Regions from separate parts of the Mus musculus genome. Here region 2 is linked to region 1. Evidence: chromatin loops called from intact Hi-C (ENCODE). Cell type or tissue: heart. All regions are shown on one strand.

Region 1 (8,000 bases):
ACCAGGAGATGCGGAGTGTTTGAAGGGATGAGTAAGCTCTGTTCCTTACAGGCAGAATCCATGTATCCGGACGGTGTGTGGAGGCTTGAGGACACAGCGCAGTGGTACACCACTTGCTTAATATATAGATGGCTTGGATTCTATCCCCAGCACGACCAAAAGTAAAAAGGGCAAACAATATTCTCTAAACATATACAAACTACTATATCTATTAAGAATAAAAATACACATCATAGAAGCCAGAGCAATGGCTCAGCGATTAAGAACACTTTCTGCTCTTCCACAGGACCTAGATTCGGTTCCCGGCACCCACATGGTGGCTCACACCCATTTGTAGCTACAGTTTCAGGGCATCCATCACCCTCTTCTGGCCTCTATGGACACTGCACATACATGATGCACATACATACAAGCAGGCAAAATGTTCAAACACAAAAATTTTCAAAAACCAAATACAGATAGGTAGACAGCTAGATATTATACATTCTTATGTATATATTAAAGAAACAGAATATAGTGTTAGAGAGAATGCACAACTGGTAAAGTACTCCCTTGCAAACAAGGGACCAGAGTTTAATCCTTAAAACCCATGTAAAAAAAAAGTCAGGCACAGGCTGGAGAGATGGCTCAGAGGTTAAGATCACTGGCTGCTCTTCCAGAGGTCCCAAGTTCAATTCCCAGCATCCACACAGAGCTGACAGCTATTTGTGACTCCAGTCCCCAGAGATCCAATGCCTTCTTGAGACCTCTGCAGGCACAAAGGACATGTGTGGTGCACAGATATACAGGCAAATACCATAGAGATGAAATAAATAAAACAAACCAACGAAAGCCAAATGTGTGTATCAACCCAGCACTGAGAGGTGCAGACAGTGTTCCTGACCCATCATGTCAGCCTTCCATGCCTTCTCTTGGAAACACACTCTCGGGTGACCCCAAGCTGGGCTGAACATACTTGCCCACTGCTTTTAAAAAATATCCTCAGAAAGGAAGGATAAACATAGGCCATGGTGCTTTCTCAATGTTCACACACACACACACACACACACACACACACACACACACACGAGTCAAGCCAATACAAAAACCTAGCAAAGCTTCTGCCAGCTTCAAACGCAATGCCAGATGCCTACATCTCTGGCTGCTGAGTGTCTAATTATCAACTTTGCACCATTACCTGTGTTTTTCAAAAAATTAAACACTAGAGAAAAAAAAAGGCCAAATTTACTGGGGCCCTAAGGCTGAGACCCAAACTCGCCTATACTTAATTCCCAGCCGGTTACACACTTGCACCAGTGTGTACTTGTGTGTGTTTCATGGGAAGGCCAGGCTGTCTCCATCTTAAACTTCGGTGTGGGGCTGCAGCAAGCCCCAGTTCACAGTTCTCAACATAGGAATTAGAAGGATGTGAGCTGATCTGCAAGCAGCTTCTAAATGATAGGTTGTCTTAAAAAAATAAAATAAAATAAAACAATTTAGCCAGCCATCTGAATTGAATTTAGCAGAAACAACAGTGCTTATAAACCGGACTGGCCTCCATGATGGCAGCCTCCTGTCTGAATCCCAGCCTCCTTCATTGGAGTCTCTCATGTCCCTGCATAGCCCCCCTCCTTCATCCTGAAGCCCAGCCTGAGAAATGCTGTTGGGGTTTCAAGTCTCCCCCACCTCCTCACAGCACAAGACAAACCCCATCAACCCAACATTCAGACAAGCACAGCTCCTAAAGATAATGTGTGTTAATGACCTGGAAATGGTGACTATAGGAATATATAGTAACATAATGCACTTAGAACAATGTAAAGAGGAGGGCCCAGTTGAGCACGTAGTCCAAACGCCCTGATATAAATACCTGCTTCCTCATGGACGGCACGGAAAAGAGGCAACAAAAATAGCTATGCTGGGAAGGTGGAGCCTGGGTCCTTCTGTTTCTGATGCTCTCTTAGAAGTGGGTCACACGCACTGGCTCCTGCCCACCCTGTGCCTCCCACCACCAGCTGCACCTTCCACTCCTAGCAGAAGCTTCCCTGCCATTCAACGTCCCTTGGACACCAGGACCGACTCTGCACTGCACCCACCGTGATTTGAAACTCTACTTTTATGTGGGAAATTGTAAGTTAGACTAACAAGCTTCACAAAACCAAGCTGCTTCTCTCTTTCACCCCACATACGCCACACAGGCACTCAACACACACACATGCACCACACATCATATAGACATGTACCACACATCATATAGACACACACCACACACCACATACACCACACATCATATAGACACACACCACATACACCACACAGGCACTCAACACACACACATGCACCACATATCATATAGACATGCACCACACATCATATAGACACACACCACATACACCACACAGGCACTCGCCATACACACACACACACACAAACCCCACATACAACACACACATTCACACTCACCACACACACATACACACACCACACACATACATACACACACCACACACACACATATACACATACACACACACAAACCCCACCTACAATATATACATTCACACTTACTATACACATACACACCCCACATATACCATACACACATTCACCGCACACACACACACAAACACATGCCACAACCTCACCATACAGGCACTCCTCACACATACCACATACTACAGTACACATATACTACACACACCATACACTCTCACCACACACATGACACACAAAAAACATAGTAATCATACATACTTACTACACATACTTACCATACAGTCACCACACACACTTACCACATGCTCAGCATACACACTCCTGACGCGCATCACATACACTTGAAGCACATGTACACACCACATGCTACACCCACCCCTCACACCATAACACATACTTCTACTATATACATACCACGCAGGTACATACACACTACAGACATCTGCTCAACTCCCTAAAACATACACACCACACGCATATAAGACCCACACACTCACATTCCTTCCTTCCATGCCTAAAGATCACCCCCCTCCCATTTCCACACCATCCATGACTCCTCACTCCTCCGCGCTACTGGGAAATAGGAAGCATTAGTAAAGTTCCCACAGGACCACAAGTCTCATGAATTTCCATGTGTCTTTCCCCAGGAGACCATGACTATACACCTAGCACATCGGTCCTCCAAAGAGTGGTAAATGAGGCAGGCGTGGCGGCACACACCTTTAATCTCAGGACATCGGAGCATCTCTGTGTGTCTCAGGCTGTCTGTGTTCTGCTTTCTCTGTCATGGACATAATGATCTACCCGGTGGATTTCTCAGCGCCCACCCCCACCACGCTGACAGACACAGACAAAGGAAAGAGGCAGGACCACGGTCGGCTGCTGCAGAGCTGTCCTGTTCTCAGCACTTCAGAAGCCTAAGAACTGGAGACAACTCTCTCCCTGTCCAACCAGCAGACACAGTGTGTTTGGCATATACTATTTATAGTCCAGGCATGTCCCCAAGTCCTCAGATGTAGCAGGCAAAGTTTCCAGGGTTTCTCTGCTTCAGGCAGAGCAACCAAAAATTTGCTGCTGCTGCCACCTACAGGAAGAGGGAAGTGCTGCAGGAATCCTGAGCGGTCCAACTGTTTGCATAGTGCGCTCGAAAGTCACTGTGAGTAACAAATAGTGGCTGCCCCGTTGATAATCAGCTTCAGGCCACTACATGTCAGAATGCACCAGCCTGGGCACTCCTGTTACATGCCAGATGAGCGGCTGACACACACTAGTGGGGGTTGGCAGCAAAAGCCTCCCCAGCTTCGCAGGCACCCTCCCAGCAGGTCTTGCAGCAGGCAGCATGGAGCTGGGCATGGCAGCGACTCACCTTGCTCTTGTGCTACCCGACTTGGTGCTGTTGGCTTTAGCAAAGTTTAGCCTGGTGCCGTTGCGCTTCATTTCCTTCTAGATCAAATACTTGCAAATTTGTGAATTCTGAGAAAGAAGAGTTAGCACCCAGTTAGCACCCGAGAGCTCAACAGTTTCCTTGGTTCTCTGAGCCATACGTGAAGCTAGTCTGTGAGCACTGTAGGCACATTCTCCTCCTCCCAGGTTCCCGCCCAACACACACACACACACACACGTGCACACACATACACATATACATGCACGCGCACATGCACACATCCATACACACACAACTTGCACACACACACACTTCCATACAACAGCCAGAACAATAACTTGAAAGCCCTGTGGTGTCCTGTTTCTTCCTATCATTGTCACTGTCCTTCAGGCCCTGGGCTTTGATACCCACAAAGACAATGCATCAACCTGTGTCTTCCAGCAGCTGCCTCCCACTCCTGCTCCCACACCTCCACCACGCTGGCCTCAGGTGGTCCCTGAGACATACGAGGTCTCTTCCACGCAGACACCTTTGTCCTCACATGGGATCGCCTCTGCCTTACCCACCCACACTTCTCCCTCTCTGCCTCCTGAACTCTCCTCGTCCTGGAGATCACTGGTTCTCGAGCCTCAATGTCCCTCAGAGTCACCTGGAATCTTTCTTAGAAACAGGTTCTAGATTCTGGAATCTAGGTCTCAGTTCTAGATTCCGATCGCCATGAAGAGTGGGCGGGAACTCAGAATGCATGACTGTCCAAGTTCCTGAGGGCTGGCTGCCGCTGCCTCCACAGGCCCCAGGCATCACTCTGGAAACTGCCGCCCTGGATCTCAAAACTAATGTCACTTTCCTGAGAAGCCCTTGTGGAAACCTCTGCGCAGACCAGCCTCCCTTACGCCGTGACAGGGACCTCGGCCATCCTTCACCCACTTTGTGATGATGTGTCTATTGGTGTGAGACTTTGAAAACTGAAACCATGGAGCTGGAGAGATGGCTCGGTGACTAAGAGCACTTCCTGCTCCTACAGAGGACTTGAGTTCTATGCCCAGAGCCTACACTAAAAAATAAAATAAAATAAAATCCGAAATGGAGGTACACACAAAATCCCGGTGCTGGGGAGATATGAGGCAGGAGAGTACCGGGGGCATTCCTATGAAATTGATTTGTAAAAGGCAGAAGACAGCATCCTAAGGATGACACAGAAGATTGACCTCCTGCTTCCACACTCACATGCATCTCACACAAAAATAAGACAAAAAAATACAAAATTATATTATTCCATTCTTAAAAAGTAGATTGCCAGCAGAGGAATGGGTGGTGGACACTAATCATCCTACCAGAGGGAGGATTATGGCCAGTCTGGACGACACAGAAGACCCTCACCCCGCCCCCCATTCACACACACCTCAAATTACTACAGCCTATTAATGTTCTAACAAATGCTGCCAAATTATACTGTTAAGCTTCAATAAAAACTGTCCTGAGATATGGGAGGCATGGGGGCTCTTAGCTCACAGATAAGCACTAGTAGACTCATGAGTGCTGAGCACACACAGTTGTCTCTTCAAGGGGAGAGATGTATAACCTGTTTTCTGTCCAAAAGACTGGGAGCGAATATGGTTAATGACCTGGTGACCTTCATACTTCCTTAGGAGTCAAGACCTCTCCAGACCCTTCTCACGAGCTTGTTTTTTCTCAGTCAATCTATAAAACCTAGCTTTATGGAAGATGTGAGGTATATTTTACAAAGTTCCAATACAGTCAAGCCTTTGGCTTCATTAAGCCTCCACGTACTGCAGTTCCCACGGAGGCCTGTTGGAGGTGCTAGACCCCATGGAATTGAAGTTGAGGACCGTTGTAAGCCATGGACCATGTAGATGGTTGAGGGGTTGTTATCACTAGAAAAAAATTCACCAAATTGTGCTGTACTTAAATTCGCCAAAAAGAAACAACTCAGGGTCAGACTCTTGATGTTTAGGTTAAACCAGCACCTGCTACTGAGTTGTGTTGAACAGAACTTCTGGGCTTCTTGCTTCTTGTAAACCATCACTCTGTGGACCGAGGTCACCTCAGAGACCCCCACAACGGGCGAAAAAGAAAGACACTCCTGAATCCAAATAAAATTTTAAACTCTCCGTTCAGTTAATTTGACATGATATTCACGCGTGTGTCCCAGTTTTGAAGACTGAACTATGGTTATTCTGCGAACGGTATCACGGGGCTTCGGGGAAGGGAAAGCTGGAAGTACCCACCACCTCTTTATATCAGTTTTCTCAACTTTTATGCAAATATTTTTTTTAAATTAAGTATCAAAGAGTGTAGTCTCAGTTGAAGACATACACTCAAGTTTTGTTTTGTTTTTTGTTGTTGCTGTTTGGTTTTGGGTTTTTGTTTTTGTTTGTTTGTTTGTTTGTTGTTGTTGTTGTTGTTGTTGTTGTTGTTGTTTTTGAGACAGGGTTTCTCTGTATAGCCCTGGCTGTCCTGGAACTCGCTCTGTAGACCAGGCTGGACTTGAACTCAGAAATCCATCTGCTTCTGCCTCCCAAGTGCTGGAATTAAAGACGTGCACCACCACGCCCGGCTTACACTCAACTTTTAAGAGCAACTTGGGAAGGAAAAAGTCTATTTGGCTTCTAGTGTATATTATCAAGGGAAGCTATGACAGGAGCGCAAAGCAGAAACTTGGGGGCATCAACTGGATCAGAAGTCATGGAGGATTGCTGCTCACTGACTTGCTTGCTCCAGCTCAGCTACCTTTCTTGTACATTCCAGGCCCACGTGCCTAGGAATGGCACGGCCCACAGTGGATGGAGCAGCCTTCCCCCCATCAACTAGCAATCAAGAAAACGGTCACGGGCCAATCTGATGGGGACAATTCTTTAATGGAGAATTGATTAATTAAAGAATTAATTCTTTAATCTTTGTCCAGGTGTATCAAGCTGACAACCAAGAACAGCCATCACACTCCTCGTCTTCCTGGCACAGTTCATCTTTCAAGATAAAAGACACAGAGCCAGGCCTGGGGCACACACCTTTAACCTCAGCACTTGGAAGGCAGAGGCTGGCATATCTCTGTGGTTTTTAGGCCAGTTGGGTTTATAGAGCAAGTTTCAAGCAAGCCAAAGCTACATAGTAAGAGCCTGTCTAAAAATAGGGGAGGGGGGAGGTAGAGAGATGGCTCGGTGGTTAAAAGCACTGACTATCATTGCAGAGGAGCAGGGTCTGATTTCAAACATCCAACATGTGGATACAGTGGCTTACAACTGTCCTTAACTTCACTTCCATGGGATCTAGCACCTTCAACTGGCCTCTGTGGGAACTGCTTGTGCAGGGTATACATACATACATACATACATCATACATACATACATCATGCATACATACATACATCATGCATACATACATACATCATACATACATACATGCAAGCAAAACACTCATACACCTAAAAATAAATATTTTTAAAAGATTAAAAATATGATGCTTCTGTCATGAGGCTGCCAGATCAGTCATGTCTAACTTAGGCCTGTGAGTTTATATTCTGACAACTTGGCTGATAAAGAAAAAGGTACAAGTCCCAGAAGCACTTGCAGCTCCGTCCCTGTGTCAGGGCCACAGATGGGGCGCGGGGGGGGGGGGCAGCGTGAATAGAATAATTCCCTGTCTGTTCCTCTCGCCGCATCTCAACAGTCACCAATTTCCTGCTTTTAGATTTTCTGTGGATCCAAAGGAAGTTGCTAGTCGGCAAGGCCCTCCAGCAGGGGAGAGCCCATGGGCTTTCTGGACCCATTGAGACCCGGCCCAGGACGAGCCTGCCATTCCCCTTTGTTCAAGATGGGCCACAATGAACACTTTACACTGTGATGGTAGACGCCTGGGATAATGTTACCCTTGGTCTTGAAAGCAACAGTGTACTGAGCAGGACAAGACATTGTGACAGATTCTATACATCTCGTCCCTAACTACATCATCATTAGGTTTTTCCAAGAAGAGAAGAGTCCTGAGACAGTCACAGATGCAACTATTCAGAACCTGAGGGCAGACACTGACAAGGACTGGAAAGCCAGTAATTTGCTGACTATACCCTTTTCCTACTCTTTGGTGTTTCATTTTGTTTGAGACAGGCTCTCATGTAGCCCAGGCT
Region 2 (8,000 bases), 200 kb before region 1:
CCCCTCTCTCCTCCCCCTGCCTGGCTGTGCTCTGGTCTCAGCGCCTCTCTTGTGATGAAGCTTGCTGGGCACACTCAGTAGAAGCTCTCCAACCCTTGCTGGCAGCTCTGGAGCTTCTCTCACCCACCCAAACAGAGAGGGGCCGGCAGAAACCTGATTGCTCACTCAAGTCATTGATTATTTTTCGTTTGTGTAGCCATGGAAAGATAATAAGCCACCACCATATGGGGCAGCTCTGGGAGGCTGGCGGCCAACAGACACAGTGGGCACCACAAGAGGGTGTCTCAGCCAAGAAAACTAGCTTCCTGCTTCTGTGCACCGCCTCCACTCCCATGTATCCCAGGCTGGGCTCAAACTTCTGATGTAGCCAAGGATGACCTTAAACTCATGATATTTCTGCCACTACCTTCTCTGTGCTGGGATCACAGCCATACCCTAACACATATACAGTGCCCCAGAGCTTCATGCCAGATAGGCAACAACAGAGCTAGACCACAGCTTCCGTGGGTTTTGTAGAGAAAGTTTCTGAATGGGAAATTCTCCCTCGGAGGCTATGGAGGCTCCATTTTGCTTCCAGCCACTGGGATACCATGGACTCAGTTTGCCCTTCTACAATTGGGTAGCTCCAAACAGCCCCTGCAGCAGCTGCAGGCTCAGATCTGTAGTGGTTCTATGCACTTGGACCCAGGTGCCTGGCCTCCCGTGGGCTCTTGTAAAAGAGTCTCTTAGCCCTGCCAAGGAAGAGAGATTGTGCCTCCAGGAGCTGCGTTGTGACAGGCTTTTCTCTGAGGCATAGTTCTGGAACTTGCTGTACCGGGAGAGAGGATCTATGCTGGGACTGGGGCATGACTTCAGGTCCCACCCAAGTCTGCGCTAATCGATGCCTGAGGTGCAAGATTCCCGCTGACCCCCTCAACGCCTTGTCTCCCCACACAGGCTTTCTAGACTGGGTCCCCAAGAAGATGCAGCGTGTGGGCTGTGTGGAGCTGCTCAACACAGTCCAGAGGCGGGTCCAGCCACGGCTGCACGTCTTTGGCCACATCCATGAAGGTGAGTAGGTGGGCAGGAGGGCAGGGAATCTCACATGGGATGCCTCTACCAAATCCTGCTCACTAGCTCCCTCTCTGACTTCTGCAAGAAACAGCCCAGCTCTGTGGCCCATGCATAGCCTACTTCACAGGCATTGCTGCTGTGGTTAGCACCTCAATGCTGCTGGCTAGCAGGTGTACTCACTGAAGTGGTGGGGATGTCCGCACCATGGACAGGTGGCTCACAGTCCTGGCTGCTCACACTGCCCCCACCCCCAGCCCATCCCTGCTCATCAGCTTACCTTCTTAGTCCTCAAGTGTTCTTCCTGGAGCCCAGGTTCAACATCTGATGCAAACCCTTGCTGTTTACTGGTCTGCTCACCCTGTCTGTGGGGTTGGACCATGGTACCTGGGACTCCACGCTGCGTTCATCTAGTTCATCTAAGAGTTTTATAACTTGGAAGTAAATAAACCCTGGCCATTTCTTGAGCACCTCTGAGCGCTGTTCTTGGGTGTCAGGAGAGTAGAGCACGTTTGTCTCTGGACATGGTCTCAGATGGCTGGGCAGCAGGCAGCCATCAAAGGCAGAGCACTGGAGCTCCCGGGGAAGCTCAGGAACAGTGAGTTTACAATGCTGGTTGTCTTCCTGGGCTCTCTTATGGGCCTTCAGGGACAACCTATGAAAGGTTGCCAGTGACCCAAACACCACCATGCATATTTGTATCGGCAAAATGGTACTCCAGAGAAGAAAGGGAGAGCGTCCCTTCTGGTGTGAGCCAGAAGAAGGGACTTCAGCAAGCAGAGTTGGTGGAGAGGGCATGTAATAAAAGACAGAAATGTGACAGTGGTCACCATGGTGATTGTGAGGAGAACAGAGATGATAATGAGGAGGAGGATCACAGTGGTAATGATAGTGGTGACAAAGATGGTGGTGGTAGTGACACTCAGAAGATAGTGGGTATGGTAGTGATGTCATGGCAGGGAAACACTTGTAAGGAAGAGGGTCTTGGTGATGGTGATGGTAGTGTGGTGATTGTCACAAGGATGGTGATGACTAGTGTTGATGGAGAGATGATAATGATGGTGTTGACAACAGTGGTCATGAAGAGGTAGTGGTAGTGTTGACGGTGGTGATACTGTAGATAGCGATGATGATGTTACCATGATGGCAGCGATGATGTCATGGTGATGATGGCAGTGCTGGGGATAGCAACAAGGATGGTAGTGATGTAGTTCAGGGCATAGTGCTGCTGCTAGGCATGGGGATGATGATGTCATCATGATGGGGATGAAGATGTCATGATGACATCAGTGCAGTTCGTGGACATAGCACACGAACACACCTGATCATATCTGATGAGATGGTGATACTGGGGACTGTGGAAACCAGGTGCCTATACCTAGTCACATCTACTCTGCTGACAGTGGCCATAGAGACCATGCTGATGACACCTGCTGAGGAAGACGATGTGAGGATAGTGATGACTGACTTGCTATGTGCTTTTCCTGTGATGTGCACTGGCTTAAGCACTGCATTTGGGCGTTGAACTTACTTGGTCCACCTGGCAGGCTCAGAAGGACCTATTATCGCTTCCACTTGACAGATAAAAAGACCCAAGAATGAGAACTGTTGTAGCTTGCCCCAGACATGTCCCACCCGCTATAGCAGAACACCTGTAGCTGCCACAGCCACTCACCAGAAAGCTCCAGATAATGGTCTGACAGGTGCGTGCTTACTTTCCAGGGTATGGCGTCATGGCAGACGGGACCACCACCTATGTGAACGCGTCGGTGTGCACTGTGAACTATCAGCCTGTGAATCCCCCCATAGTCATCGACCTGCCCACACCCCGGAACTCCTGACTGCTACCCACTCCAGTTCTGCCTACCCATGTCAGCTCTGTATGTCTGGCCAAGAGCCTGGATCCCCTAACCCACTTCCTCCCATGCAGAACAGCCTGGACAGTCCATTTGGCCTCGGGACCAGCCAGCAACGAGTAGAATCCTTGGGATAAAAGAAATCGCCTTTGTCAGCTTTCTGCCGCCTGCTGCTGGGACCTTGAACAGTCCCATCAGGGCCACCAGGCTCATCTCTGTGTTCTGTGTGTGCATCTGCCCCTTTTTTCTAGAGCCTAACACACTCACAGCCCTGTCTCACTTGGGAAATGACAGAAGCTCGGTTCGAAAGACACCCTCCGGCTTTGAGAAGCCGCTGCTCTCGGATGGAATTTGGGAAGTTTTATACAAGATGTCTAGCTACCCAAGTGTGTGGCTTGTGAGCCCCAAGGTTGCGGAAGTGTATGGCCTAGGCTCGGGCAGCTCTTCTCTGGCTGGAGGAAAGGAGATAGACTTGTTCCTTACGTGCATGGGTCTTGGGAATGTTCAGGGACATCTCAGGAATTCCGACAGCCCCCGGCCAGGCCTAGAGCAGATGGCTTGGCTTAGTCCCCCATTCCTTCCTCAGGACCCTGCTGCCAATGTGGACAATGGCTGAGTGTCTCCAGCTTCTGGCTCAGAACCTGGATTTGGGGAGGGGAGCTTTGTTCTTCTGGGTGGCCAGAACCTGCTGGTTACTCATCACAGTGAGGCCATCTTAGATCATCTGGGACCACACTACTTTGTAGATCACGATGGCCAGGGGATTCTGTGGGCTGAGACCTATGCCTGGTCATGTACATGCCCCATGTCTGTGGCATGTGTGTGCTTCTCCAAACCTAACCAGGTTGTTAGCATCTACAACGAGCTCCATCCTCCATGTGATTGATTTTTCCTTCCGAGGGTTCCAGGAAGCTTGTCAGTACCACCAGTAACCGGGAGGTGGCGCAGTTACAGAGCCACCCCGGGTGCTGATGGCAGCTCCACCTCTGGCTGCAGCCTTTCTTGAGCTAGGCCTGGGTGAACCCATCTGCAGAGGACAGAGCCAGCGGGCCCTGAGTCAGGGGGAGGCAGAGTCCATCACTGTCTATTTAAAATGCCCATATTTGTTCTTTGTGGACTCTTTTTTGCACTCATTCCGATTCTTAGTAACATGTCACTAAAATAGTATTATTTGTCCCGACTCTTGATGTTTTACACCCTTTATGTCATGCATCAGACACGAGGGCCTCACTTGCTTGGCCTGGTTCCAGCCTTGGGGACCAGATATCCTGGTACCTTTACTCGGTATAATTTTGTTTTATCTACAGACATTCCTGCAAGGTAGGTACTCTTGCCCTGTTACAGAGATGAGTCCACTGAGAGGAGAGGTCACTTGCCTGAGGATGCACAGCACAAAGGGGGCAGCAGTGGGATTTGGGCCTCCATCTCTGGCCTCACACCCTTCCCATCACCACTGGAGTTCTCTCCCTGCAAAGCAGGGCCTGGGTGGAGAGTCTCGCTTCATTTGGAAGGGTCCTTTTCAAAACTGGCTCTTGTTCATTCTCAACCTCGAGTCCCTCAGACCATCAGGAATCCTGAGCTTTTGGCTCAGCATCCCAGCATCCTGTGAGGCCCACTCCCAATTCTTTCTCTGCGGGTGAGTGAGCTGGGCTCTGGGATGCATTCCCAGGCCACCTTTGGTGCCCTACGTTGGCCAGGGGCAACTGTGCCCCACAGGACACAGGGCTGCAGGAATCTTGCTTGGGCCAAGTGGTCCTGGTGTGTGGGACATTTTACAAGGTCTCTCTTCGGTGCCTCAGATGCATGGCGTGTTTGGGGCAGAGAAAAATACATCTCCCATGTGCTTTCTCAGCTCCACAGTTTCTATATGGACCAAGAACTATAAACTTAAAAAAATTTTCCTAGGGCATCTTCAGAATGCGGCATATTTTTATGTGGAGAAGAAAAGCTGTGGAGGCAGCTGTCTTGAAGAGAAAATTCATTGGAAGTCCTCAAGATTTGAAAGATGGCGGCCTGCTCCTCAATCATTTTGGCATAACTTGATTGTGGCTGTAATTTTTTTTGTCAAGCATGTCAGACAATAAAGTCTTTGTAAAAAGAAAAGGCTAAGTCCATCTGGCTGCTCGTCCTGTGGGTGTGTCCCTGAGTTATGAGGGGGCAGAGGGAGGAAGAACTCCAAGACCTAGTGGCTAAAGACCCCCCCCATGTGACTACTCTCTGCTTGTCTCACCCCATCCCACCCCTCATGGGCACAGGGACTACAGACATCATGGGCAGGACTGGATGTCTGAGCTTCTAAACAAAGCATTGTGGTGTGGCCGAAGTGCTGGGTTTTCCTGAATATGACATGGCCAACCCAGCCATAGGAAGGCAAAAGGTTCATGGGTTGCCTAAGAGCAGCATCCTGGTCTCAAAGTCGCTCCCAGCTACAAAACTTCTACCATTTATTGCTAGCTGTCCATCCAACTATTCATCTTTCCACAGTCAAACACTTACCTGATGATTCATACTTTCATATGTCCATCCATCTACTCAGTCAGAAAACAAGCACCCATCCATCTGCCCACCCATCCATCCACCCATCAAGCTATAAAGCCAGACAGCTAGCCATCTATTCGTCCACAGGACTATCCATCTATCTGTGCACCAACAAAGCTGTCCATATATACACTCATCTGACCATACACTATTGATGAAACCATTAATTTACCCAGCCCCCTCAGGATATCACTCTATGTATCCATCTACCCACCCACCCACCCATCAAGTCACCCATCCTTCTGTCCTTCCATCTGTCTTACATAACCCCCCATCCAGCTCTGTATGGACCCCTCCACAGCCATTAACACTTCCCAAAGAGTCTGGCTGGCTTGGATGATGGAAAGGCTGGTGGTGGCTGTAACAGATTTAGGAGGGAAGACTGATAAAGGTAGATGTGAGGATAAAGGCTCCAGAGAGTCCAGGACAGCAGTAGATGTGGCTGCTGGTCACTGGAAGGAGTTGTGGACATAGAACAGGTGTCAAGAAAAAGGGATATGACTGACATCATAAAGCCACGGACCTGGGGCAGAAAAGGCCTGAGGAGTGGCCTGGGGCAGGTGTGCAATAACAATGTCCCCATGACCTCAGACAAGTCCCCTGCCCAGGGACTCATAGGCCTGCAGCATCCTGTCCTGGGACCTTAACTTCTGAATCCTGGTCTGTCTGAGGAACCCCACCAACTTCTACCATAACCACTGGAACCACAGTAGGGTTCCTGCACAGGGCGTGGCCCTCTGAAGCTGTCACCTCACAATGTCACCACACTGCCAGAGCTGCTTCAGTACACAGTCTCTGGGGCCCTCCTTCCTTCCCCCTCTTCCTTCCTTCTCACTTCACACATGGAGAAGGAAGGCACTCTACTACTGAGGTGTACCCCTCTGCAGCCCTGCTGAGACAGTGGCAGGGAACCAGTCTCTGGGGACTCACCAGAGCACGTGGCTGTCTTGGGCCTCCTTTCCCCGCCTCCTAAGGGCTGGAATCACAGGTGACTACCAGGTGCAGGGAGCCGTGGGGGTCAGAACCCTGCTCCTCTTGCTTGTACCATGTGCTTTAACCACCAAGCCATCTCTCTGGCCTCTTGCTGATCCTATTTAAAAATCTCTAAATATTCTAGAAACAAGTCTCTTTTTCCTGTCTCTGGGTTGGTCTTTTTAGTCCCATCCTCAGAGCAAATGTTGAAATTTTTGATGAAGCTTGATTTCCTTCCTTCCTTCCTTCCTTCCTTCCTTCCTTCCTTCCTTCCTTCCTTCCTTCCTCTCTCTCTCTCTCTCTCTCTCTCTCTCTCTCTCTCTCTCTCCTTCTTCTTCTTCCTCTTCTTTTCTCTCTCCCTCCCTCTCCCTCCCCCCCCTCTCTCTCCCTCCCTCCCTCCCTCCCTCCCTTCCTTCCTTCCTTCCTTTCTTTTCTTGTTCTTTGGATATGGTTATCATTTGAGGCAGGTGTTTCCCAGAGCCTCACGTATTGACAGGTGGTCATCAGCCATTGGCTGGACTGGGAGGCAGGGTCTAGGAGGAGGAAGTTAGCTCACTGTAGATATATAGTTGAAGCCGGTCTTGGGAACCCAGCTACGGTCCTCCTTCCTGGCTGCCACAGGTAAGTAACCTCCCTCGGCCATGCCACATGCCCAAAGCAACCAGGCCAATGGACCCTCTCTGAGCGAGTGAGCCAAAATCAACCTTGCTTTCTTAGAAGGGCTCCTTCTTGGGTATTTTGCCCTGTTGAAGAAATGCTGACTCTGCGGGTGATGCTTTCAAACTTGAGGTTGAGTGGATTGTCTCTCACTTATTAGTTCTGCTTCACACCCCTGTGCAGTCCCGGCCTCATCCTTTGGTGTGAGGTGTGCTAAGGTTCACATTTTACACACAGATACTGTTCCTCTAACCCACTGTACTGACTGGTTTTATGTGTCAATTTGAGACAAGAGTCATCAAGGAGGGATGAGCCTCCGTTGAGGAAATGCCTCTATGAGATCCAGCTGTAAGGCATTTTCTCAACTAGGGATCAATGGGGGAGGGCCCAGCCCATGGTGGATAGGGCCATCCTTCTCCTGGGTTCTATAAGCAAGCAGGCTGAACAAGCCAGTAAGCAGCACCCTCTGCATCAGCTCCTGCCTCCAGGATCCTGCCCTGTGTGAGTTCCATTCCTGACTTCCTTTGGTGATGAACAGCAATGTGGAAGTGTAAGTTGAATAAACCCTTTCCTCCCCAACTTGCTTTTTGGTCAAGGTGTTTCATCCCAGCACTAGAAAGCTTAAGATACCCACTGTCTTTGTCCACATTGGAAATCAGCTGGCTGCATCTATGTGGTACATTTCTTGGTTCCCCATTTTGTTCCATCACTCTCTTGCTGACACCATATTCCTAACGACTGCGCTTCCAAATGTACCTTCAGAGGAGCCAATGCGAGCCCTCCATCCTATCTTGTTTTGTTTTTAAACTTTTGAAGGAGGGTAACTTCTTTTCTACAATACATTTCTGGGTTAGCTGGTTGTTTTGTTTTGTTTTGTTTTGTTTTGTTTTTTGTTTTGTTTTTCAAGACAGGGTTTCTCTGTATAGC

What was found. Peaks named below come from ENCODE experiments on the same cell type or tissue, not always from the same donor. Only the 100,000 strongest peaks of a DNase experiment are listed, where the experiment ranks them.
Region 2: a loop joins it to region 1, with 12 times the contacts of the local background. A loop is called at or near these places in 29 of 42 quality-filtered maps.

The regions. Positions count from the first base shown.
Region 1 is chr15:84,050,602-84,058,601 of GRCm38, forward strand. Efcab6 (EF-hand calcium binding domain 6) reads right to left here. Exons shown (of 32, transcript NM_029946.4): 2 at 3,842-3,948. The coding sequence starts at 3,912. Among named protein-coding and RNA genes, the nearest start is that of Efcab6, 11 kb to the right of the region's middle. In heart, CTCF peaks have their summits at 3,560 (motif pointing left) and 5,657; a DNase peak (open chromatin) is centred at 3,390; H3K27ac peaks cover 358 bases; H3K27me3 peaks cover 1,236 bases.
Region 2 is chr15:83,853,476-83,861,475 of GRCm38, forward strand. Mpped1 (metallophosphoesterase domain containing 1) reads left to right here. Exons shown (of 7, transcript NM_172610.3): 6 at 937-1,050; 7 at 2,773-4,999. The coding sequence ends at 2,891. It overlaps Gm41370 (a long non-coding RNA gene), which reads right to left and starts at 2,674. Exons shown (of 7, transcript XR_003951468.1): 1 at 1,331-2,674. It overlaps Gm41372 (a long non-coding RNA gene), which reads left to right and starts at 5,705. Exons shown (of 3, transcript XR_875516.3): 1 at 5,705-6,432. In heart, a CTCF peak has its summit at 3,834 (motif pointing right); a DNase peak (open chromatin) is centred at 3,846; H3K27me3 peaks cover 1,361 bases.